2 separate regions of the Homo sapiens genome follow, and region 2 is linked to region 1. A link is an interaction called in ENCODE POLR2A ChIA-PET data of the cell type or tissue named here. Cell type or tissue: A673. All regions are shown on one strand. Links, peaks and the distances in the headings refer to the core of each region. The heading gives the core; the rest is flanking DNA. Region 1 has its middle 33 kb from the start of KCNF1. Region 2 overlaps LINC01954 (long intergenic non-protein coding RNA 1954).

Region 1 (15,656 bases), core at 4,078-12,077:
GATGGCTGCTGCAGGGGGAGGGGAGTTTTTTCCAGCATAAAAGCTGGCTGCAGCTCCTGGAGGTATAAACCTGCCTTGTGCACCCCACTTTCTGGAGATGCAATCCCACACTGAGCATGTCCTCCTATCCCCTCCCCTCACCACCCTGAGCTCAGCTACTGCCGTGTCTGTTTTCATTCTTTTGTGTGGGCAGCTTGTTCCTCTGGGCCAGATTCTGCACCTTGGAGGGTGGGAACTGGGGATTCTGTCCTTACTGCCCAGCCAAACAGCACGAAAGTTGGCATTGACCCAGCGTGGTTTCCATGCCTGATGCTGCAAACAGATGTTCAGTGTGGTAAGCCCTAAGCCCGGGTGGCTTCATAGACTCAGGAAAAGCATTACTCTGGCAGCTAGAAACAACCCAGGTACTGGAGTCGGTTCTGGGTCTTTCTCTCTGGTTGTGTAGTCTTGGCTAAGCCACCTCCCATGTCTGAGCCTAGGAAACCTGTACACATCACAGTCTTCGCACCCACATCCCTGGGTGGCTGTGGCCTCTGGCCTGGGAGTGAATGCACCCGCCTCTTGGTGTGCAGCTGCTAGAGTGTGGCTCTCAGGAGAGAGGTGTCCAGGCTGGCAGATGATGTGTTGACACCTGTGAGTACTGCAGAGGACCCAAAAATTCCCAAGGCCTGGGGGCAGAATGGATGCATGGCCACATCTCCTCCAGCATTGGGTACCCTGAAGGGTCAAGTGGGCACTCACAAAGCCAGGGCCTGAGCAAGGGCAATCTGGGCACCCACACCAAAGAAGAGCAAAGGACCCATCCACATGTCCAGGGGACCACACAAGCCTCCACGCTCCCAGACACACACACAATCACACCCACAACCCACATCTCAGAGGAAGAGCAGTCAGAGATGGGGGATGCCTGGAAGTCTGAGCACTTACCCAAAAGACAATGAATTGCCCTGAGGAAACCAGGCTAGAAGAGACTGAGATGCCGCTTCTTGGCAAATAAAGTTTCTTTATCCTGGTATCCAGTACAGGGAGGCTCCTGAGGAGGGAGATTCCATGGCAGCTGACTGGCTGAGTGCAGTATGACTGGGACACATTGCCTTGTTCCCATCTCCCCTGCTGCGGTGGCATTTCACCAACCCAGTCCAGGTGGCAGCAGTGCCCACCCCTCACTCCTCACTTACCCAGCAGACACCATGTGAGACCCTGGCCAAGTGCGGTAGGGAGGCAGAGACACAGATAGGGCCTCAACCTCTGGGAGCTCATGGTCTAGTACAGAAAACAAGACTCCAACTATGTTGGGGTCTTTTCCAAAGAGCAACCATAGGTAATCTGCTCCTCTGAGAGGGGTGATATAGAAGAGAGGATTGTTCATGTGGGAGACAGTTTTGTGGGACAGAATAGTCGGGAAGGGTTTCCTGGAAGAGGATGGATCTCTGAGGTTAGATGTTGTGTTAGTCCATTCTCACACTGCTATAAAGAACTACCTAAGCCTGTAATCCTAGCACTTTGGGAGGCCGAGGCGGGCGGATCACAAAGTCAGGAGATCAAGACCATCCTGGCTAACATGGTGAAACCCAGTCTCTGCTAAAAACACACACACACACACACACACACACACACACAAAATTAGCCAGGCGTGGTGGCGGGCACCTGTAGTCCCAGCTGCTTGCGAGGCTGAGGCAGGAGAATGGCGTGAACTTGGGAGGCAGAGCTTGCAGTGAGCCGAGATCGCGCCACTGTACTCCAGCCTGGGTGACACAGCGAGACTCTGTTGCAAAAAAAAAAAAAAAACAAAACAAACAAAAAAAAAAAAAAACAACTACCAGAGACTGAGTAATTTATGAAGAAAAGAGATTTAATTGACTTACAGATCTGCATGGCTGGAGAGGCCTCAAGAAACTTAAAATTACGGCAGAAAACGAAGAGGAAGCAAAGCACATCCTACATGGCAGGAGAAAGAGGGAGTGAGTAGGAACACACATTTAAACCACCAGATCTCATGAGAACTCACTATCATGAGAACAGCATGGGGGAAACCACCCCCATGATCCAATCACCTCCCACCAGGTTCCTCTCCTGACACATGGGGATTACAATTCAAGATGAGATTTGGGTGGGGACACAGAACCAAACCATATTAGATCTTGAATTTAGATAGTTGAAAGAAGAGAGGGAGGGCATTTTATGTGTTCATCCATCCATCCAACCATCCATCCATCCATCCATCCACCCACTCACCCATCTACCCAAACATCCATCCATCCATATATACATCCACCCACCCACACTCATCTATCCATCCATACAGACATTCACCCACTCACCCACCCATCCATTTCTCCACTTATCCATCCATCCACCCATCCCTTTACCCATCCATCCATCCATCCACCCAGCCACCCAGCCACCCAAACGTATACCTATCCATCCATTCATCCATTCACTTATCCATCCATCCATCCATCCATCCACCCAGCCATCCAGCCAATGTTATTTGTGCAGTGTTTATGAGCCAAGCACAAACTAGGGGGATTCATGAGATATTTAAGGTTCTACATTGCAATTCCATTTTCAGACACCATCTCTGAGCCCACTGGCTAAAGTGGTCATTTGAATAGACTTGGTCACTTCATGTTGTAATCTATTAGCACTTTTACTACATTTTTTCTTTTTGGCTAGGTCATAATAAAAGCTGTGTGTATTTGAGGCAGGAGCCAATCTGGGAATTTTAAAATCACTTTCCCCTGGTCTTGACAAGCTGATCTCTGCTTCTAATAGAAGGGACATAAGCTTAGGCAAGGCAGAAGTAGCGGAGGAGTCCTTGAAAGATCTATTTCACCTGGAAAATCACATGATATAGTTTTACATTTTAAACAAATCAAATGCAAGGTCTTCCTTTCCAGGTGGGTGCACTGGTTCTCATGATGCTCCTGTGTAGGGAGGGTGTGAGCAGTGGGGCCAGGCAGGCCTGAGCGGAAGCCCAGCTCTGCCACTCACCATGGGGCAGCCTTGGGCATGTCTGCCTGGACCCTGGTTTCCTCACTTACAGAGTGTGGGCACTTCTACCTTCCTGGAGGAACTCAGGCAAGCACTAAGAGAGAGCCTGCCCAGCCCATCCATCTGCCCCAGGTCCTCCAGGCTCAGAAGTTATCACTAAGCCTGGGCCATTCCACTGAGCCAGAGTCATGGACCTCGAGGTCATTGAGAGCCAGCTCTGGAAGCCGGAACCCAAACAGCAATGAAAGTTGCCCAAAGTCCCACAATGAGTTGATCCACCGGGAACAGGAGGAGGCCCCGCCGCCAGCCTCTGTGTTATACTTGGCATCTCGTCCAGGTTTATCGGAGAGGAGATCACACGTCCCTTCCCCAGCCCTCCCAACTCCTCCAGCCAAGACAGGTGCCACCATCTACCCCAGCCCCAGTGTGCTCTGAGTGTGCCGGATGGCCCCTTACCTGTAGCCATGCCATGCCCAAGCCTCTTCCTTCTCACAACAACCCAAAGAAGACTCTTGGGGGCTGGCATTGCCCGTTGACCAGAGACCTCACTCCTCTCAGCAGAGCAGCCCAATCCCTTGCCCTCCCCGGTTCCCACCTCGTTTCCTCTCCCGGTGTCCTCCCCACCAACTCCACACCAGGCACCCCAACACATCCTCAAAGGCCGCATGCGAATGATGTCCCCTTCTGCCCTTGATACAGTCAGCCTCACCCTTGTTCTTGTCACCACTGGCAGGTCTGTAGGGGGCTGCACACCCTTGACAGCCCCCCTGAATCCCTGCCATGGCCCCTAACTGGTCTCCTGTTGTCCATTTCTCCTCTCCCAGGCCATTAGTGCCCTATCTTCAGAGTTTTCCTTTTCGGCAATTATCTGACTTGTCCATTCCTGCTTTAGACAATCCAGTAACTCCTGGCAGCTGTCAGGACAAGGCTCATACTCCAGGAGTGAGGCCCCAGGCCTTCAGGGCATGGCCCCTGCTGATGTGGCTCCGCACTAGGCCCCGTCCTCAGATGCACTCCCTTCGTCCTCTGCTTGACGGGTCCCCTGTGGTTCACCTCTAACGTCTCCATGTCAGCAAAGCTGCCCCTCTATGCCCAACCCCACCACCACCATCTAGTAGTTCACATGAGCATGAAGCCACATAGCTATGAATGAAGTGCAGTAATGAAGGCGAGTTGTTATCACTGTTGAACGGATGAGAGAAAAGAGTCTCAAAGAGAGGGATGTGCTTGGTCATGGCAAAGAGGGAGGCATGCTTGGTCACACAGAGAATGTGCAGCAGAGTCCTGGGCCTCCGCTCCAGAATTTAAAACTGTCCCCAGCAGTCCCAGGGGCTTGGTGTTGATTTCTGCTGGAAATAGTTAGAAAGGCTGGCTGCAGTAATTACCGTGTCTTCTGCTCTCTGAGGGGCTGCTATCTTTGGCAAGCTAATTACTAATAAGGTTTGCTCACCAGCCAGTGTAATCACCAGAGAAAACCATCTTTAAGGACTTATTCTGCCCAATTTGAGGTTTGATCTTGCAGCTGCAGTGTTCCGAGAGGCTCGGTTCTGTGACAGGGGCGTCAGTGCAGAGGACCTCCTGGGCTGGCTAGGCCTCTCCGTGCCTGCAAAGCAGCCCCCCGCTGCCCACTCCTCCCCAGGGACCTTCCCAACCTCTAACGGCAGCTTCCCTGTCTGCCGTCCAGGCTTAAATCCCAACTCTGCCAAGAATCTGGGGTTAATTTCTTGACATGAAGGTGAGGACAGTAATCCATGCCCTAGAGGGTGTTGTGAGAACAAGTGAGGCAGTGGCTGCAGAGGAGGTAGTGTGGGGCTGGGCACCCAGTAGCCCCCAGCCAGGGGTCCCCCTGCCACCCGCTTCCCATGGGAGACCACAGCTCAGCTGGGTCCCTTCCCTTCTTGGCTTGCAGACCAGGAGTATTGTCTGCTCCCCATAAAACCATATGTGCCCAGGAAAATCTGGAATGATGTTCCCCAACACGAGAGCGATGATTCATTGTCTCTGTGTGGTTAGATTTACATTTTTATTTGAACCTTTATGAATTATTTTCATTTTGTGTAATAAGCATGTGTCATGCTTATGATCAGAAAGAACAAGCTCAGGAAGTTTTTTCTGAGCGAGGTGCCCAGTACCCCTGCTTCCTCATACCAAGGGACCTGCAGGAAGGACACCGGGGCAGGCTGGGCTCCTCCTTTGCACTCACGGCGGAGAGAAATGACACACACATGTGTCGGAGGTGGGGGTTCCCAGCTGCCTGCCTACGGCCGGCTTCTGTCATTTGTACTGAAGCATGTTCTGCTCTTCCTGGCTCATTTGAGTGCTGAGAGCTGAACTCAGGCTGCTGGGCCGTGCCTCCATGTGATCAGTCACAGGAGTTCGGTGCAGTCATTAAATACTTTCCTTGTCAAAATCTCAGAAGCAAATGGAGATGACTGGCTTTTTGTAATATATACATATTTCCTCCTCCAAATCAGTTCCATTGATCTAACAGTTGGTGTTATTCTTTTTTAGTTGCGACTGCAAATCATAAATATGGATTTAAGAATTTTCTTTTAAAGGCTTAGAAATATTTCTCTGTCTCCAAAGTTCCTGAGGTAAGAAAGGCCAGTTGTCTGCTCACGGGACGTTGCCTCTGGTCAGGGCTCAGAGGAAAGAGATGCAGATGGGCCAGGTTCTGGGGCTGCGCACACTCTGCTCTGATTGTCTTCTTACCTGGGACCACCCCCTTGCTCTCTGGGCCTCCGTGGCACCCCCATTTGCAAGAAAAGCAGTGAGGCTCAATGAGCTTTCAGGCCCAGCACCTGGCCCAAGCCTCACGGCTGTGGCTGTGGCTGTGAGGAAGGCTGCCCAGTTGGCCCTGCCCAGCCAAGAGACCAGCAGGGCACATACCCACAGATCCTAACCCCGAAGGGTAGAGGGCATGGTGGGCACCCCAGGGGGCTTCAGGGTCAGTGCTATAAGGTTTAAGTGAGTCTTTCTGTGCTTCCAGTAGGCTGTAGGAAACTCTCTGTGCCTCAGTTTCCTCATCTGCAAAGCAAGGGTTATGGAAATAATACTGAGGTAAGAGGCAGGACTCAACTCTAGAGGCAGGGCTAGGACACCGGACCAGATTGAGGACTAGCTAAAACAGGTACCAGGGCAGAGGCAGCTTTCAATCAGACATGCCCACGAGTGTGCCATGTCAATTCACTGTTGCCATGGCGACACCTGGGCTTTACCGCCCCTTTCCATAGCAATATGATCCAATGATTACTACCCCTTCCCTAACAATTTCTGCATAACCCCTTAATATGCATGCAAGTAAAAGTGAGTACAAATATAACTGCAAAACTCCCCAAGCTGCTACTCTCTGCCTACGGGGTAGCCCTGCTCTGCAGGAGCAGTCACGGGGCTGTAACACTGCCTCTTCAATAAAGCTGTTTCCTTCTACCCCTGGCTTGCCCTTGAATTCTTTCCTGGGCAAAGCCAAGAACCCAGCAGGCTAAGCTCCACTTTAGGGTTCCCTGCCCTGTAGCAATCCTGCCTGAGGAGGTTGCTGTCAGGACCATGGGGTTTATGCCAGTCACTTACAGAGGTGCCTGGTGTCCCTGAGTGTGAGCTGTTTTCATCAGGAGACTGACTGTGGCGGGGGACCCAGTGCACCAGCTGCAAGAAAGCCCATTCCTTCAGCTGTCTTCTCTGCCCTTCTCAACCTCCCGCTTCACACTGTGTTATTTCCTAAAATGTTTTTGAATCAAATCTTTTATTGAGGCACTGTTCACAATAGCAAAGGCTTGGAACCAACCCAAATGCCCATCAATGATAGACTGGATAAAGAAAATGTGGCACATATACACCACGGAATACTATGCAGCCATAAAAAAGGATGAGCTCATGTCATTTGCAGGGACATGGATGAAGCTGGAAACCATCATTCTCAGCAAACTAACGCAGGAACAGAAAACCAAACACCACATGTTCTCACTCATAAGTGGGAGTTGAACAATGAGAACACATGGACACAAGGAGGGGAACATCACATACGAGGGCCTGTCGGGAGTGGGGAGCTAGGGGAGAGATAGCATTAGGAGAAATACCTAATGTAGATGAAGGGGGTTGATGGGTGCAGCAAACCACCATGGCACGTGTATACCTATGTAACAAACCTGCATGTTCTGCACATGGATCCCAGAACATATATATGAAAGTATAAAAAAAATCCATGTCAATACATTACCTTTAGAAATGTTGACAAGGCAGCACTTTCAGAGGATGTACCCAGAGGGAGGAGCCCTCCCTCACTGCTGCCCGTCGGCTACACTCAGGACTGAGCAACCTCACTCCCTGCACCCTGGGGGGCTGGCTTTCTTTCAGACAGAAGTGCAAGGTCTGAACCAGGAGCCCCTGCCCGGGCGCCTGACCTGCCTCTGCACCCTCACACCAGCCTAGCCTGGAAGCCTGATCTCTCTCATAGCTGGGATGCTGGGTCCCCAGATCCATGTGGGGCCCTCTTCAGCTTGTCCCTGTCAGTTCTCCTTGGGCTTGGGGTACCTGAGGCTGGTGTTGGCAGCCCGAAGGGAATCCAATGTCCTTTGGGCCACCTCCAGCTAGATGGAGTCTTTTGTTCCCCATAACTTGTCAGTCAGATGAGCAGAGCCCACAGGTGTTTCTGGAGAGCAGGCAGTGGAGTCCTGGAGGACAGCAGGGGAGAGGGCAGGGAAGGGGCCAGGAGGAAGGGGCACAGTGACTATGCACCTCTTCTGGCCGGGACAGGAAGCCTGTGTTACCTCTAGTCCACACCAGTCCTGGAGGGAGGCATTACTTCCCAGCTCAGGGAGGTAAGCAATCCATCCAGTGTAACAGAATGAATGGTGAGAGTGGGAATCAAGGTCAGCCTGGTCCCGAAGCCTTTGTTCTTTGCACCAGACTGTTTTTTCCAATAGCTCAGAGAAGGTTATTTCAAAGGACCAAGTACTCAGCTCCACGCTGGGGCTTTGTTTAGTAGCAGGAAGCTTTGTGGGGTCACCGGTCAGGCAACTGGCAATTTGTAGGACAGTCTTTATTTCAAATGATCTGTCTTGTTGTCATAATTCATGGAGGTGTCTTGGAAAGCTCAATCTTTGAGCACCCAGACTTCCAGAGTCCCTCCTGCACCCATAAGTCACAGAAGTTTATCACCAACCCAAGAACTCCAGATTTTGGCTTAGTTCTGAGCATCCCGAGAGTAAAGGATCTGTTTTTCATCTCGACACCCTCCCTTGAATGGAGCAGGCATCCCACACATCCAGTGATTCTCTCCCACCTTTCTAAGGGCATGGGGCAGGTCTTGTGCCTTATTTATCTTGAAATCTCTGCACCCAAGGCAGATTAACTAGGGTGCGCTCGAACCTTATGGATGACCATGCAATGAGCCTTGGACTCGCCCAACTGCAGAGTGGGTGATAAAGGCTGGATCCCAGGAAGCAATTCCAAAAAATGAATGTCCAAGGAGGCTGCAAATCCAAGAAATGTAAAACATTTCTATCCCACGAAAGGACACGGGGCTGGAGCTAGACTTATTTTATAGGCATGTGTCCCTGTGCAACTTAAGGTTGCCAGTGTTGGGAACATGGGAAGACGGCAGTGAGGAATGTGAGCTCACCTTGCACCCCCTCCTGGCTCACTGCTCTACACTATAAGGTCAACATGTTGCTGGCAGATCCTATGGTAGCCCCACCTGATGACCCCCCACGCTTGTCAGGTAAGACAACTTAGTAGGTTGGAGTCACCCACGGGACTAGACTCCCCAAACGAGGTATAACCCTAAATTTTCTAGCCCGAAAGAGAGACTTTGCAAGCAGTCCTGGTGTAGGTGCCCAGGAATTGTCCTTCTCAGCCCTTTCCAATGACCTCTGAAATTCCAGCCCCTTCCCGATCTGAGCCCTAACTGCCAAGTCTCACCCACTGTGGGCTTGAGCCTCTCTGGCTTGTCCACTCATGGCCCCCGATCCTTCCCTTAGCCAGAGTCAGGGCCCCTGTGGGTCGGCTTTCCTGGTCCTAGGAGAGATGGCGCTGCCTAACATGCATTCATTCAACAACACTTCCTGAGCCCTTCATGCGCTCCAAGCCTTGGGCCCAGTGCTGGGAAATGAACATCTCCTTAGAACTTCCTCCTCCAATGAGCCTTCCTCCTGCCAAGGCAGGCAGGACACAAGGTCCACGCTCATGGAGACAAGGTGGGTGCCTCTCCCAGCTCAGACAAGCACCATCCCTCTGCGAAGCCTTCCCTGGCCGCGTCCTGCCCCCTCCAGCACTGTCAGCCCCCTCAGGCCCTTGCGCCCTCTCCCAGGTGGATCCCTTGTTCCTCTGAGCCTGTAACCCCTGAGAGAGGGCTGCTGCCTTATTCTTCTCCATCACCATCGCTTCGTAACGAGCCAGCCACAGAGTAAACACTCAATCAGAGTTTGCTGGATACAGGAATAAATTTTGTCACCTTCGTGTGTGTGTGTGTGTGTGTGTGTGTGTGTGTGTGTGTGTGTGCTGGCAAGGCAGGGAAGACAGTTTCGAGTCTGAAACATCTCCATGCCTTCTCTCAGATCAGGCAGCTGAGAGTGGGTTGGAGGCCGTCAGCAAGACTCAACGGAGGCTTCATCACACCATCTCCTCTTCCAGCCACCGGCCCAGCAGCCACCTCTGCCCAGGGGCCAATATGCTCTGTGATTATTTTCAACCCACAGATAAATTGCTTTGAAAGATTTATGTTTCAAATTTGCCTTGGGCCTGATGACATTTGATTAAGACCTACGCAGAGCCAGAAACCTCAGGTCTGCTGTCTCCTATAAAAATCTAGGCCACAGAGGGAGGTTTTGTGGTGGACGGGTCCCGCCAACTCAGCTATTGTTAGTAACTGCGTCTGCCATTGCGATGGCCACCAGGCGGGCCAGCTGGGGCTACAGGCCGGGGCGAGCGAGGCTGGCGATTCTTCAGCTCCCTGCCCCCTGAACACATGGCCCCCTGGGTGAGGGATATGAGGGTGGCAGGGAAGTGGGGCGCAGACAAGCCCTCTTCCAAGCTGGGGGGCTGCCAAGGCGCTAATGTGGGGGAGGGCCAGTTATAAAGGTGGAAACAGCTGGCACCAGCAGTCTCCCATGGCAGGGACAACGAGCAGGCGCCCAGCTCTGTCCTACTAGGGATGGCATGATCTCCAGGTCAGAGGTGTGGAGACCAGGCTCAAGGAACACCTGGGGTCCCCCAGCTCTCAGTGACACTAGAATACTAGCACAGATCCTGGAGCTAGAGTCAAAAATGCACACAGGTTGGGCGCGGTGGCTCACGCCCGTAATCCCTGCACTTTGGGAGGCAGAGGCAGGTGTATCACCTGAGGTCAGCAGTTCAAGACCAGCCTCACCCATATGGCGAAACCCCGTCTCTATTAAAAATACAAAAAAAATTAGCCAGGCATGGTGGTGCGTGCCTGTAATCCCAGCTACTTGGGAGGCTGAGGCAGGAGAATTGCATGAACCGGGGAGGTAGAGGTTGCAGTGAGCTGAGACTGTACCATTGCACTCCAGCCTGGGGGACAAGAGCAAAAATTCAACTAAAAAAAAAAATACGCACAGAGGACAATGCAGATTTAAGGGTGAGAATGTAGTGTGTTTTATTTCTCATAACTGCCTCCATCCTTCTCCTGGGTTTCCCTCCAACTAGGGAGTGGAAGATAAACTTGCCAATTACAGACATCTCCATTTCTTCTGGTTTAAAGCCATATCTTGGCAGTCAGCCCAGTCACTTTTGGGTAGATCCCAAGGTGGCATCTGAGTACAGAGCCCATGTCTTGCCCCACACACAGCTGAAGTAACCGAGTGGTCCCTCTGCCTGGTCCTATGATGCCCTGAAGAACAGGCAAGAAATTCTAGACCCACTCACAACTTTGGCAAAAGCTACAGGGAACAGAGTTCCCTGGGGGCTCTGGTGTCTTGACTGCTCCTTCATCACTGCTGTGCCGCCCTTTCCCACGTGGGGCTAGAGGAGCCTGCCCGTCTCTCCTGCTGCTGAGCACCTCCGTGATATATCCTGAGTTTCACATCTGTGGGGTCCAAATCCACCAGCACTGTCTTACATGTAGTGGAGACTGTTAGAATTTAGAAATCCCTTCTTTCTCCTGATGAAAACTCTAGACTCCTAGAAAGTTAACTTAAAGGTAAAGATGACTCCGAAAGGCATGGAAACCCATTGGTTCGACAGGTGGGGACAATTGAAGGAGAATAAAAGATGCATCCGTTTAGTATTTTCAAGAAAGGAAACTAAACCTGTCTGACTCGAGTCCATGCTTCCCTCTCCCTGCTCCCTCACCTGCCTGGGTGGTCCTAGAGGCAGCAGGGGCTGAAGATCCCAGGCTGAGGTGCCCACAGGCAAATGTGGCACCCTTTCTTTGGGCTGTACACAGAGTGACAATATGACGTATTATCCAAGCCCAGATGTTCTTAACAATAATACCAGAACAGTAGCCATAAATTGGGATTGTCAGAGGCAAACTGGAGCATATGACCATTCCAGCTACAAGTTACAGATGATGGACAGCAAACAGATGCAGTCTTCTCTTGCAGAGCTCATCTTGGACCCCTGGCACTTCTCCCATAAAATAGAACAGTGCCAAGCACAGCTTTGGAGTCAGCTAGACCTGGAATTGAAATCTGACTTGACCTGTGCAAGTTGCTTGATTTTTCTGAGCCAACTTTTCTTTGTGTGTAAAACAAGAATAACACTGAGCTCACAGGATTGTTGTGAGGAGAATGAAATGACGTATACAATCAGTGTTATTGTCCAAAAGAACACCAGGATGGCTACACAATAGGAAAGTTGGATTGGCAATATCAGTTAGCAAACCAGGAAGAGACAGTCTCCAGCATGGACCAAAGGTGCTCTGTCTTCAAAGAAAGGATGGGCAGGTTAGGTTTTATGCTTCACAGGCCCTGGATTACACAATAAAGTCATGGAGATTCAATAGGTTTGGGGGGAAAGTCACACATATTTATAAGGGGGTTAGGGCGCAGGCACAACAGGTAAGCATATATGTGATATGTATCCCATCTTCACTTTGGGACCAGGTTTTAGCATTAAAATGGTAGAATTTGGCTCTTTTCATTAAGAGGTAAACTACAGGACACAAAGAGAGTTTATGCACAGCTTCTATAAGCTGCTGACATCGGCTTCAGGTCTGCAGTCACTTATCAGGAAAGAATGTGTGTAAGCCTGGTCCTCTGTCCAGTTGGAGTTGTAGTGATCTGGGTTGTAAAGCAGAGTTAGGACGAGTCTGATCATTTGCCTGATGGCTCCTATTCTTAGGAGTTTAGCAAGAGTGGGGTTTTTGGGTAGCCATAGGAATTAAGGAAAGTTGCCATGCCAGTCAGTCTCTGAACCCTTGGCTCACAGGTAACTTTTGTTTTCTTAACCCCAGGGTCCATCTCAGTTGATACAGGGGCATTTATTTTGAGCTCTCAGATAACAACGTGTTGCTTGGATCATTGCAGGCACCCAATGAAGGGTAAGCAGTACCATCTCTGCTGAAGTTGTCACTCTAATAATCACGGAAACAATGACTTTCCAACATTTGCAAAGGTATGATCAATTTGTAAGATTCTTTCAAATCCATTTTCTCATTTAGTCCATCTCGTTCTGTCTCCATATTCCTTTGCAGTCATTCACTATGTTCTTCATCATCCTCTAGCGGACTTCAGCACTTCTTACTTGGTGATATGGTTTGAGTCTGCGTCCCTGCCCAAATCTCATGTCAAATTGTAATCCCCAAAGTTGGAGGAGGGGTCTGGTGGTAGATGGGGGTGGACTTCTTTCTTGCTGTTCTCATAATAGTGAGTGAGTTTTCACACAAGTTCTGGTTGCTTAAAAGTGTGTGGAACCTCCTCCTTCATTGTCTTCCTCCTGCTCTGGCCATGTAAGATGTGTCTCCTTCCTCTTCACCTTCTACCGTAATTGTAAGTTTCCTGAGGCCTCCTTGGCCATGCTTCCTATACGCCTGCAGAACTGTGAACCAATGAAACCTATTTTCTCTATAAAATCCCCAGTCTCAGGTAGTTCTTTATAGCAATGCGAGAGCTGACTAATACAGAAAATTGGTACCAGGAGTGGGGTATTGCTATAAATATACCTGAAAATGTGGAAATGACTTTGAAACTGGAGAATGGGCAGAGGTTGGAACAGTTTGGAGGGCTCAGGAGAAGACAGGAAGATGAGGGAAAGTTTGAAACTTCCTAGAGACTTGTTGAATGGTTGTGACCAAAATGCTGATAGTAATACTGACAGTGAAGTTCAGGCTGAGCAGGTCTCAGATGGGGATAAGGAACTTATTGTGAACAGGCCTAAAGGTCACTCTTGCTACACTTTAGCAAAGAGACTGGTGGCATTGTGCCCCTGCTCTGGGGATCTGTGGAACTTTAAACTCAAGAGAGATGATTTAGGGCATCTGGTAGATTAAATTTCTAAGCAGCAAAGCACTCAAAAATTACCTGGCTGCTTCATAAACCTAAACTCATATGCATAAGCAAAGAAATTACCTGAAACTGAAATTTATATTTAAAAGGGAAGCAGAATGTAAAAGTTTGAAAATTTGTAGCCTGGCCTTATGGTAGAAAAGAAAAACCCACTTTCAGGGGAGAAATTCAAGCCAGCTGCAGAAATTTGCATAAGTGAAGAGGTGTTGAGTGTTAATAGCCCAGAAAACAGGAAAAAGGCCTTGAAAGCATTTCCGAGAACTCTGTGGCAGCCCTCCCATCACAGACCCAGAGGCCTGGGAGGGAAGAATGGTTTTATGGACTGGGCCCAGGACCTTGCTGCCTGTGCAACATTGGGATATTGTTCCCTGCATCCCAGCTGCTCCAGCTCTAACCATGGCTAAAAGGTCCCCAGATATGTCTCAGGCCACTGCTCCAGAGGGTGCAAGCCATAAGCCTTGGTGGCTTCCACATGGTGTTACGACTGCATGTGTGCAGAGGACAAGAGTTGAGGCTTGGGAGCCTCTGCCTAGATTTCAGAGCATGTATGGAAATGACTGGATTTCTAGGCAGAAACTTGCTGCAGGGGCAGAGCCCTCATGGAAAACCTCTACTAGGGCAACGTGGAAAGGAAATGTGGGGTTGGAGCCCCTGCACACAGTACCCACTGAAGCAATGGCAATGGAGCTGTGAGAAGAGGGCCACCATCCTCCAGAACCCAGAATGGTAGGCCCACCAAAAGCTATACCATGCACCTAGAAAAGCCTCAGGCACTCAATGCCAGCCCATGAAATCAGTCCGGCTTGCATTAGTGTGGCCTAGATGTAAGACATGGAGTCAAAGGAGATTATTTAGAGCTGCAAGATGTAATGACTGCCATGTTGGGTTTCAGACTTTCATGGGGCCTATAGCCCCTTTGTTTTGGTCAGTTTTTCCCTTTTGGAAAGGGAATATTTGCCCAATGCCTATACCCTCATTGTATCTTGGAAATAACTAACTTGTTTTTTATTTTACAGGCTCACAGGCAGAAGGGACTTGCCTTGTCTCAGATGAGACTTTGGACTTTAGATTTTTTAGTTAATGCTGAAATGAGTTAGTATTTTCAGGGGGGCTGTTGGGAAGGCATGACTGTATTTTGAAATGTGAGAAGTACATGAGATTTGGGAGGGACCAGGAGCGGAATGATATGGTTTGGGTCTGTGTCCCCACCCAAATTTCATGTAGAATTGTAATCTCCAGTTTTGGAGGAGGGGCCTGGTGTGAGGTGATTGGATCATGGGGGCAGATTTCCCCCTTGCTGTTCTTGTGATAGTGAATGAGTTTTCATAAGATCTGATTGGTTCAAAGTGTGTAGCACTCCCCTGCCCTTCACTCTCTTCCTCCTGTTCTGGCCATGTAAGACATGCCTCCTTCTCCTTCACCTTCTGCCATGATTGTAAGTTTCCTAAGGCCTCCCCAATCATGCTTCCTGTACAGACTGCAGAACTGTGAGCCAATTAAATCTCTTTTCTTTATAAATTACCCCATCTCAGGTAGTTCTTTATAGTGACGTGAGAACAGACTAACCCACTTGGCCTTGGGGATGCCCTACTCAATTCTCCATGGCTTCTCCCACCCAACAGATGTAATTCACCACTCTGCCCCATCTTGGCCTGTTGGTGCCTAGAATAGACTTCCACCATTTCAGCCAGAGCTCTTTATGTTCCCTGCTCACCTGGGTGGCTCCCTCTCCCACTTTCTGGGCAGAGGGGGGCAGGTACTGAGTCCCATTAACCTTAGCAGCCCCACTACATAGCACATGGCCCCCTCAGCAAGCACCCAGAAAATGGTTTTAAATGGAGAAAATAAAGGAAGGAGCAAAGATGAATAAGAGAATCTACCTACCAGGAACTCCCAGGCTGGTGGAGCAGCCTGAGACAGGCACTGATAAATTCTTACAGCATCCAGCCACCTCCTTACCCCTGTCCCCCCACCCCACCAAACTGTACCCAAACAACACAAAATAAAATCTAAATTCTGGCAAAAAGAAATGTGCTTATTATCTCATCAATGCTATGCCGCGAATGGATCATCTCTATTTGATCACATGAAAACCGAGGCTCAGAGAGGTGGAGTGATTTCTCCAAGGTCACACAGCCCAACATATATTTTTCAAATGTAAACTAATGCTTCAGAGGCCTTAGGAGAGTTCGAGGA
Region 2 (11,403 bases), core at 3,404-11,403, 59 kb after region 1:
AAGAATCAGCAGAGGGGTATCATGGGAGATGAACATGACAGTGCCCTGAGCAGGCAGACCAGGTTCTGGATATGGCTGTTTGATTAAGCTGCTGCGTAATCTTAAGCAAGTCATGAAACCTCTCCAGACTTCAGATTTTTTATCTGTACTCTTAGACTAGATGAACTAGCACGGCCTTCTTTGCTCTAAAATGCTGACTGTCTGTTAAATGCTCCACAATGGAATGGTTTCCTTTTGGGTTGCTGAGTCAGGTGGAGCAGTTTTAGCCCCAGTTTTCCTCTCATTTGCTGTGTGACTTTAGGTAAATCGCCCGTCCTCTCTGAGCTTCTTTTCTCTAATCTTTAAAATGTGAATGTTAACAGTACTTACTTCACAGCGCACTTTCAAGGATCAGAGACAACTCTGGAAGGACCACGTACATGTATTGTCACACAGTTTGCAGGTGACAGAGGAAGTGCCCATTAGCACTGTGTGGTGCATGTTTGGGGCCATCTGAGATGCCCTGTTTCCATCTGCACTGACTCTCCAAGGCCGAGGATCGTACTGATTCCAAGGGAAATCTGGGAGCAAGGCTGTGTGCACAATTTTATATTCTGTGCCCAGAACAAAGGCTCCTGGCAGAGGAGCTGAGTGGGAGCTGAAACCCAGCCCGCGTGCCCCTTGCCAAGCCATGCTCCCTGGAGCAGAGCTGCATCTGTCTACGGGAGGGGGCACCATTTTGCTTACCCAAAAGGGCCATCTGCACACCACACCAAGTGCCTGTGGGATGACATCCAGGTGGGAACTGGGCAGACAGGAGGTGCCTTCTCCTAATTTGTATAAAGTTTCTCTATGGGCTAGTGGCAGCCGAGCTCCTGAACACTGAAACAACTCCTGAAGTTCACATTCATGGCCTCAGCTGGCCACTTTAATCCTGGGTCTGGGAATCAAGTCCTTACCTGGATAGCCTTCCTGGTGCCTGCCCACCTGAGCGTGTGCCTGGGTCAGCTCACCTCCCCAGCCTCTTAGAGCACGACCCATTATGATGCTCTTTCCTCTCTGGCTGGACCTCCCTGCTGAGAACGTATGGACCAGCATTCCCTCTGGACACTATTCAGTCTGGCAGACAGCACCTCCTTTCCCCAGAGTCGCCGACCTGTCTCGTCTGCCCTGCTTAGGTCACTAACTCACTCTTTCAAAAAGGACTGATGTAGGGCATCACCTCTTCTTCATCCAGCATGTCACAGGGCAGGCAAGAGGACCTTGTCACAGAGGTGTTGCCTGTTAGGTCCTCTGGAAGCAGATGTGAGGAGGCACTCACTGTGCCAGAGGGTTATCAGGGGTAGACACCGGTGAACAGGAGGACCAGCAGGCAGGACTGAGCAGACAAGGAACCCAAGCTGCACTGCAGGCCCAGCAAAGCCTCGTCAGCCCCCTGGGGAGCTCTGGAGTGGATTTGTCTAGCAGAACTGGGCCACGATGGCTGAGTTGAAGCCCTTGCCTTGATCACTCATTGAAAGTGGACAATCCTGGGAAGGGCCCTTCCCTGCCCAGCCTGGGCTGAAGTCACCCTCTGAAGCCCCAGCAAGCCCTGAAGGAGCGGACATTGGCAGCAACAAGCTCTTACTAAAAGGGGACCTGGGTGGGGCATCTCTACTTGATGTCGAGTAGATAGTCTACTAAAAATTTTTTTTAAAAAAATTCCCCCACAGGAGCTGAGGAATTGCCTGCATCCCTCCTCTTTTTAAAGAAGATTTATCTCACCCGGCTTTTGAGCCAAGTAAAGGCAATTGCAACAACGCTGATTTCCTCGTAGGGCTTTCAAATTGCAGGTCTGCACCTCAGAGTTAGGAATGGTAAGTACTGACTTGGCAAAGACTGTCCCATGTGAAATGGGGAGGATTCCTCAGGAGGGGCTGCAAGAAGGGTGGTTTCCATCTGAGCACTGGCTCTCACCAGGTGCCAAGCAGGAGAGTGTGGCAGGTCACAGCCCACACCTGTCAGCTCAATGGTTTAGAAAACTCGTGAGATCAACTTCATGCATTCAAAATATCCACTGGTGAATGGCAGGGATCCATGGTTACAGGTGTAACAAGCTGATCAGCGTTTCCAAAATAGAGCCACAACATATGGAGATGGAATCTGTCCTGATTTGCCCCTCCGGATTTGCCCAGCCTCCGGCGTGGGGCCATTTGTTGGATGGCAGCCAGAGCACCCACCTGCTCCAGCCTCCAGCATGCCTTCCCCAGCTGGGCAACGCGGATGGGCACCGCTGACTCATAGGCTGCCTAGGCTGCAGCAGCATGGTCCACATGTGCAGCTGGCCCCAGACTGTACCGTACAGACTTGCCTCTAGCACAGAGGCTGCTTGAGCTGAGCCCACCTGCCTGGGAACGGCTGGCAGCTCCTACAGCAGAACATGACCTGGCTCCTCCTACAGCTTCTGGTCTCAAATGGAACACAGTGCATGGTTCTGGTTTCCCCAGAGGCACTCAGTGATTCAACATAGCCTCATGGAGAAGTTACCAACCATGAGGGTGAGCTTTAACCAGTGAGAGCCAGGAGAGCAGAAGGGGCTGGCTGATGAATTTCCTGCCCTTCCAGCACATCTCCCACCACCACCCTAATGGGTTGTTCTGTAATGCAGTGGTTCAGATGGCTTCCCCAGTGACATCCATGTGACTGTGAAGTCAGCTCCATCTTTCTTAGGGAGCTGTGGCCGGCCCAGCCGTGCATTGCTTTGTGTTTGCTTTCCCCCTTTTCTGGACTCACTTCCCTTTCACCTCACCCTTACTTCTCTGGAATTGCAAACCCACCCTGATCCTCTTCCAAAAAATGCCTTGCCTCTTGTGCTATTCCTAGAGAAAGCTAAAGCCTTCATCTCATAAATGTACATAGCCAAGGAAAACATGGTGCATAATCTATGACGGCATCTGTAGAGTCTTCCTGTCTTTAACGATATAATTTGAGACAGCACAAGTTTTTCTTATGTCCTCAGGCTGTGTTGCAATTAGTGACTGATATGATTTGGCTCTGTTTCCCCGCCCAAATCTCACCTTGAATTGTACTCCCATAATTCCCACGTGTTGTGGGAGGGAGCCGGTGGGAGGTAATTTGAATCATGGGGGCGGTTTCCCCCATTCTATTCTCATGGTAGTAAACAAGTCTCACGAGATCTGATGGTTTTATCAGGGGTTTCCGTTTTTGCATCTTCCTCATTTTCTCTTGCCATCACCATGTAAGAAGTGCCTTTTGCTTTCCGCCATGATTCTGAGGCCTCTCCAGCCATGTGGAACTGTAAGTCCCATTAAACCTCTTTTTCTTCCCAGTCTCAGGTACGTCTTTATCAGCAGTGTGAAAATGGACTAATACAGTGATTACACAGTTGACTTACGCTCAGCGGCATGACAGGTTACAGGTCCATTGGTGGCATCACAAATCTCATTATGAACAGTGTGTTATGGGTTCAATTGTGCTTCTCCTCAAATATATGTTGAAGTCTTAACTCCTGGTACCCCTACTTGGAAATAGGGTCTTTGCAGGTGTAATCAAGTTCAGATAAATTATGAATTGTGTTGGACCCTAATTCAATACAACAGATGTACTTGTAAGGCTCGTGTCTCTATTTCCACCCAAACCTCTCAAGGCAGGAGAATGGAGGATTCTTCTCTGGGAAAATGTATGACATCTCGTGTCAGTTCCTCCCCTTATTTTGCCCAAGTTATTTAACCACTCTGAGTCTGTATATAAATCTACAAACTGGATATAAGGATGTTGTGAGTGCAAAAGAAACCATGAATGTGAAAATTCTTCAGAAACCAAAAGGCATGGTGCAGTGTTCATCGTTACTGCTATCACTGTGGCCAGCCAACCCATCTGTGTATGAACAACTTTGGCTTCTTTCAAAATTGAAAGAAAGGCCAGGCACGGTGGCTCATGCCTGTAATCCCAACACCTTGGGAGCCTGAGGTGGGCGGATCACCTGAGGTCAGGAGTTCGAGACCAGCCTGGCCAACATGGCGAAACCCTGTCTCTACTAAAAATACAAAAATTATCTGGGCATGGTGGCATGTGCCTGTAATTCCAGCTACTCGGGAGGCTAAGGCAGGAGAATCGTTTGAATTCAGGAGGGGGAGGTTGCAGGGAGCCAAGATTACGCCACTGGACTCCAGCCTGGGCGACAAGAGAGAAACTTGGTCTCATTAAAAAAAAAAAAAAAAAATTGAAAGAAAAACTCTGATGCCATGTGCAACTATGTCCTTTAAGACCACAACCTTCTCAGGAATTCACTTATCACTGAATATCTAATTGGTTGCAAAGCTCCCTAAAATAATTTATCATAAACAGAGCCTCTAAAGTTCTCTGTCCCTTGTTTTGCTTTATATGAAATAACTATGAAGATAAAAGCAACTGTTAACAGACAACCTCTTCCTACCTACAGAAGATTCTCTCGTGTCAAGGGGAGCACAGTAAAATATTCTCAGATGAGGCATTCATGTGTGGGGTTATGGGCCCATTATTGAACAAAGTAAGTGTTTGCAGCTCACCAGGCATCTGTCAGTGTGCTTGCTGAAATCAAACATGTAAACCCAGACGCATTCGCCCAGACAAACACCACCTGCCTCTGCATTTTAGAAGATCACTTTTTAATCCCTCCAAGTCAGAAATTTTCTTCCTAGACACCAACTGCTTCTTGAGGAACAGTTTTTGGGAGAAGAGTGGAATCCCACTCTCATCTCAGCCCAGTACTTTGGCAGGTGCTAATTACATCCTGGATCAGAGAGAAACTTCTGCACACTTCAGCATTGGGGGAGGTGGCAATTGCAGCTCAGCAGGCAATGAGTGGATGAGAAATTGCTAAAAAGCCTTTCTGGCCAAACATGGGGGCTGGGGAGGTGTGGGTCATGGGCTGTTTCCCTTGGAAGGAAGGGAGCCATTGCTGTAGCTCCCCACTGTCAGCAAATAGACGGGCTCTCCTCGTGTCTCCAGAGCCCCTAGGACCATCCAGGCCATTGGAGGAAGCCCCCAGACTTGCCAGCTTTCCAACTGTCAATAAGCTACTTCTTTCTTCTCCGTCCACCAGAAGAGTGACATCTGTTGAATGGTCAGAGTGCATGATCCCCAGTTGGCCATTCTGAAAACAGAAGGTCATTTCATAGATTTGTGGTGGTACTGCTGGGCCTGACAGGTTGGGCTGCCTTGACCTATCCCACGTAGTGTGCAGACGCTGAGATTTCTCTGCAGAAGTATTTATGTGTTTGATTCCAGGGTGTTGCCTGGATCTCTAGAGTTGCTGGAGGTGTCGTGCAATGTACAGAATATAGATGATATTACTTTTTAAAATATTTTTGGGAAAAACACTGATTCCAAAATACATCTGGCCCTGAGGAATTGTCAACTTGTACTTGGTGGTATTTGAGACCTGCCTTGACCATCTCACCTAGACTCAGAGGAACACTTCCCAGGCAAACAAGAGCACAGCCTGGGCGTTTGCCTGATGCCCTCCGCATTAGCTGTTCCTCCCATAAAGTTGCTCATGGAGAAGGATAAAGTGAACACATCTGGCTGTACCTCTCATTTGCTGCATCATTTCCCCATTGAGGACTCAGTTTCCCCATCTTCAAATGAGAAGTTCTACTTTCTAACATCTAGTCCTTGTGTGCCGTTGAGTCCCAAAGCACCAACTGTGAAACTCAGTGTTATGGACTGAAGTTTCTGTCCCCCCAGAATTCATATACTGAAGCTCTAACACCTAATACAGCTGTAGTTGGTGATGGGGCCTCTAGGAAGTAATTAAGGTTAAATGAGGTCATACACGTGTGCCCTTATAAGAGACACCAAGGCAGGCACAGTGGCTCATGCCTGTAATCCCAGCACTTTGGGAGGCCAAGGTGGGTGGATCACTTGAGGCTGGAGTTTGAGACCAGTCTGGCCAACATAGTGAAACCCCATCTCTAATAAAAATACAAAAATTAGCTGGGTGTGGTAGTGTGTATCTGTCATCCCAGCTACTCAGGAGGCTGAGGCAGGAGAATCACTTTAACCTGGGAGGTGGAGGTTGCAGTGCACTGAGATTGCACCACTGCACTCCAGCATGGGTAACAGAGTGAGACTCCGTCTCAAAAAAAAAAAAAAAAAAAAAAAAAAAGAGACACCAGAGAGCTCAACCTCTTTCTGTGCACATGCATGGAGGAAAAGCTGTGAGCATGTGGGGCACAGAGAACGAGACCCGAGGATATGGTGCCTGGCATGCTGGGCACTTCTGAATGTGAGGAAATTGGAAGCTTTAGAAGGTGCCTCACAGCCAAGGACTTTCTAATCTTCTCTTGCTTCTTGCCCACCTCTCCCCACCCCTGTCCCAGCATAGAAGGGGCACTCTGGAATTTCGTTATCTGATTTTGGAAATCAGATTAAGCACAGGGAGAAGATTAACCACAGGGAGAAGATTAATCACAGGGAGAAGAGGAGAGACCAGGAGTCTTCACCACTCCCCGAGAGAATTTCATCTACTCTTCTGAGGGCAGCTGGAGACATCACCTGGGAGACTCTATCTGCATAATTAGACAACCTTTGTGCACAGTGAAGTTCCACCCCTCACCTTCCCACCACGTCCTCCAGAGCAGAGGGGAACTTTGTCCCAGGACATTGTTCTTTGGGCTCATGCGTTTACTGAAAGTCATTTACTGCCCCTCGCAATTGCCTACAACCCCATTTCCCTCTCCCTTATGAGGAGGGTATTTAAGCCTCAGGCGCCTGGTGCTCCTTTGAATCTCATATTTTCTGTGGCCTTGTGCTTATGCACATTAGCAACTTTGAATGCCTTTCTTCCTCCTATTAGTCTGCATATTGTCAGTTTGTTCAAACCTTCAGAGGAAAAGTTTGAACTTCCCTACAGGACACAGAAGAATGGCAGCCATCTGCAAGCAAGAAAGAGAGGCCTCACTGGAAACCAAATCATCCAGAACATTGACCTTGAACTTCCAGCCTCCAGAACTGTGAGAAAATACATTTCTGTTGTTTTAAGACACACAGTCTATGGTATTTTGTGATGGCAGTCCAGGCTGACTGATACGCACAGTGTGTTTGCCTTTCTAAGAAAAAAAAAATCCACAAAGTGCTGGTGAGATTTTAATTAAAAACCACAACAAATAAAATCTGAACTTGGATTTTAATTGTAAAGGATTAATCTGTATTCCATGGCTAGAGGAAAATGAAATTCAAGTTTTAGGAAAATCTAAGCAGCTAAACCCTTGAGTTGGACAACAGTTGGACCAGAGTCACTGCCCGATGCCAGGACTGGATGTGAGGGATGGTTTCCCAGCAGCACTAGTGTGAGACCATGGCCGAGAGGGAGACCAGGATCAGACTGAGATACAGAGGACTCCTCCCATCACACTTCAGCTCAGGACCCCAGGATGTTTTCTGTGGACCTTCCTGAAATTAAGAAGTGGATTTGCCGTTAACACAGAAACAGCAGAAAGAAAAAAGAGGATATACGTATCTCAGTTACAATGGAGGAGAGATTCACTGCAAGCAGCAGAGCCTGGTTTTGTATGCTGCCCTGACGGCTTCAGAAACCCCACTCCTCCCACTGCGTGGTTCAACCACCCACTGATTTTTTCTTGTTCTCAGGGGCCCTGCCTTTTCCTGTCCTTGAATAAATGTTTGCAGGAACAGCTATCCTCCCATGCAAATGCACACCTCTTTTTCTACAGGCAGCCAGAGAGAAAATCTTGAGTTTGGGGTTAGAATAATATGTCATCTGAGCTGATTCTCTAAAGGATTCCATTACAAAAAGTCCCCTAAATGATAATTGCGGACTTTGTCCTGTTATCAACCACCCCCACCACCCCCCAAGCAGCTGGGCTTAAAATTGCCTGCTGACTGATTCCCTGGGGTTTTCTGTGTAACTCTTCCATCTCCAGTAACATTGCACATGTGTACACATGTGTGCATACACACGCATGCACCCTAAACCCACAAATATTTATTGAATGCTTGTGTAAGACAGTGAAGGCCTTGTGGAAAGTGTACAGTGTGATACCTGCCCTCAAGCAATGATGATCCTGTTGGAGAGTGTGTAAATCTATGAAAAAACAATTTGCAAAGCAAGAGTTAAATATTACCAGCCCCAAGGGAAGAGAGGACAGCTTAATCTTTAATAAAGCTGTCACCTCTGACCCACTGGGTTCTCACAACAGCTCCGAGAAATGCTCATGGCAAAGGCTGCAGAGTGATGAGGGAAGGACCGGAGGGGTTAAGCCATGTGGATTCGCAACACAGAAGGAAGATTGGCCTCGCCAAGCCATCAGCAGGAATGAACAACAACCAAGCGCCGTCTCATTTGCAGTCTTGGCAGCTTGTCTGTACCAAATAAACAACTTAACAAAGAGACCTTGATTTTGATAGTTTGAAAATGGGAGCGGGGTTGATTTACCCAGCGTCTGGCTTTTGCAAAAATCATGCCATTTGAGCTTTCGAGCACTCTGTTCCCCCATCTCCTGGGGTAAATTGACTTTTAAATGAACACAGTTAAATACCCAAGTCTCTGTAACCAGGACAAAGGCTAAAAAGTGCACCTCCTTCCTACACAAGCCACATCAATTTCAGAAAGCACTTTCTCTCGGACCATAGTACATAGCCCTTTCCAGCCCCAGCCAGCAGAACAGAGCCCGTAGAGCCAAAGCCTGGGGTCAGCAGGCTCAGGGGCTGAGGAGGTGGGACAGGAGCTTCTGATTTAGAGGAGGGGAATGTTGAGAGAACCATTTCCCCACCTGCTGCTGTCATCTCCTCTCCTTCCCACTTACTCTTGCACACATAAAGGGAAAAGGATTGAGTTCTTAGAGCAGCGGGTTCCAGTCGGCGGCCTGGGGACTCTTGGGGGGCTGTTGGCAGGACTCTCATGTGCAGGATGCTGATCACTCTATCCGATCATCCATCTACCTGCCCACTCCCTTGTCGCCCCACCAGACATCAGATAAGTCCCCTGCCCCAACCCATGCGTGCTGTGCTATGCTGGATGCTGCTGAGAAGACAGACATGAATCTGATAAGGTCCCTGCTGTCAAGGCCACAGAGTTGCCTGTGGAAAACATAAGGCCTGCTCACTGGTCTGAAGCACTGTGCAGTTAGACAGATCCAGGTTCAAATCTTAACTCTACCATACAATAGCTTTGTTTCCTGGGGCCTCAGATTCCTCATTGGCCAACGTCCCAGTCAAGTAAGTGAAACTGAAATGACCCTCCCTGAGCACACAGTAGATACTCAATAAATGTTAATCCCCATTCTCCTTCCCAGGAGAGGATTAAACGATTACCTAAGACTGGCCTACAGGACTGAAAATGGAGATTAAGACAGAGCAAAGCATGACAGAATTGGGAAAGACATTTTCTGCCTCACCTAAGAATTTTATTCTATTATGGAAAGGAAGCTGCTGGCCCACTCCTGCCCAAAGCATTGTAGTGTAGCCTCCCTCTTCTCCCGATGTCATAACCATGTGTTCCTAGCACCTAGACACATGGTGGACATTAGTGGGTATTTCATTAAATGAGGTTCTCCTGGTGTTTCCCAAGTCAAAAGCAGCTCTGTACCCTGCATTGCTGTGTTCCCATCTCAGCAATCCTGTGCATTATTTTGTTTTGGAAAGATCCAAAAACAAGAGAGAAATAAACTTCTATCACGCAGACAACCCAGGGAGGGAGTGATCTGTTATGAGGGAACTCAGTTTCTGCTAGGCCTTGTGTTCAAAGTTATATGCAGTTTCCAGCTTAGTTTTCCTAATGATGATGGAAGAGATGACAACTATTCCAGGTTTACAGAGAAGAAAAATAAGTTCAGAAAGGTGACATGATGACAGACTCCCAGGCCAGTGCTCCTGTTCCACAGCTGTTCCACAGCTGCCTTTTCTGATGGCTGTGAGTTGTGGGGTGAAAGTCCTGGGGAGGGGAGCGGTTCTCTAATTCCAGCTACTCGGGTGGCTGAGGCAGGAGAATCGCTTGAACCCAGGAGGTGGAGGTTGCGGTGAGCGGAGATCGCACCACTGCACTCCAGCCTGGGCAACAAGAGCGAAACTCAGTCTCAAAAAAAAAAAAAAAAAAAAAAGTTAAGATCCATAAGATCCAGCCATTCTACTCCTAGAGGAAAAAATATAGATGTCCATGTCAGGGAGGGGAACAACACACACTGGGCCTGTTGTGGGGGCAGGAGGAGGGAGAGCCTTAGGACAAATAGCTAATGCATGCGGGTCTTAAAACCTAGATGACGGGTTGATAGGTGCAGCAAACCACCATGGCACATGTTTACCTGTGTAACAAACCTGCACATCCTGCACATGTATCCTGGAACTTAAAATTAAATTAAATTAAATGTTAACAATGTATAGATAGATGTCCATGTAAAGACTTCTGCATAGATGTTCAGAAGAGCTGTATTTGTAATAGACCCAAGTTGGAAACAGCCCAGATGTCCTTCAGCAGGTGAAAGAATGAACACACTGGCATATCCACACCAGGGAATACCACTCGGCAAGGAAAAAGAGGGAATGGCGGACACAGTCAACAACATGGATCACACTCAGAGGTATAATCTAAGTGAAAGAGGTCAGATACAAAAGGCTGTTGTATGATTGCCTTTATGTGCCACTCAGAAAAAGGCAAAACCATTAAGGACAGAAATCTAAGCCACTGTTGCCAGGAGCTGGGGATGGGAAGAGTGATTGAGTTCAAACGGGATGAGAGTGATCGCTTGGGGGTGATGAAAATATTCTGTCTGGATTGTGGATTGTGGTGGTGTTGACACAACTCTATACATTTTGCAAATCTTACAAAACTGTCCAACTAAACTTCACAGTATGCAAATTACACCTCAACAAACCTGACTTTAAAATTTTTTAAGTATTATCATTACCATATTCAGTGATGGTTTCCTCCTTTTTTTTTTTTTTAGCAAAAGCTTATCACTAAAATGAGAGAAAAAGAGCACTATATATACCAATTTCTGCTGATTAATCCATGACTAAATGCCATATTTTTGTATGGAGGGCTATAAATAAAGATTTCTATCACACACACGGTGCATGCGTGCACTGTACCTGATGAGGAACTTTTAGAGCCCCTGCCTCTATGACAGTCGCTGGCACAGAATGGAGATGAGGAAAGTGGCTGTTATCATGCTCATGATGCTGTTTCTCATGCTCGTGTCACTCGCCACAGCCACAGACACATGCGGAAGGCCGGCAGGGCCAGTATTATCATTGCTTCTGTTTTATAAATGTGAAAATGAAGTGAAAGATCTTACCAAAGGTCACACGGCAGGTCCATGGCAAACCCTGAACTTGAATCCATGTCTTTATACCACAGACAAAGTCATACATTTCCATTCATCTTCTCTCCAAAAGCAAGGAAGTGAAAGCCAGGCGGGAGGCGGG

The links. Peaks named below come from ENCODE experiments on the same cell type or tissue, not always from the same donor. Only the 100,000 strongest peaks of a DNase experiment are listed, where the experiment ranks them.
Region 2: POLR2A ChIA-PET joins it to region 1 with 13 read pairs; 2 of 35 experiments call an interaction of 5 or more read pairs at or near these places.

What each region holds. Positions count from the first base shown.
Region 1 is chr2:10,936,699-10,952,354 of GRCh38, reverse strand. No RefSeq gene overlaps it. Among named protein-coding and RNA genes, the nearest start is that of KCNF1, 33 kb to the right of the region's middle. RefSeq lists an enhancer at 15,632-15,656. In A673, for the core only: no CTCF peak of the experiment used is centred there; no DNase peak of the experiment used is centred there.
Region 2 is chr2:10,880,844-10,892,246 of GRCh38, reverse strand. LINC01954 (long intergenic non-protein coding RNA 1954) reads right to left here. Exons shown (of 2, transcript NR_110575.1): 2 at 7,129-7,413. Among named protein-coding and RNA genes, the nearest start is that of LINC01954, 8.3 kb to the right of the region's middle. In A673, for the core only: no CTCF peak of the experiment used is centred there; a DNase peak (open chromatin) is centred at 7,546; H3K4me3 peaks cover 598 bases; H3K27ac peaks cover 4,293 bases.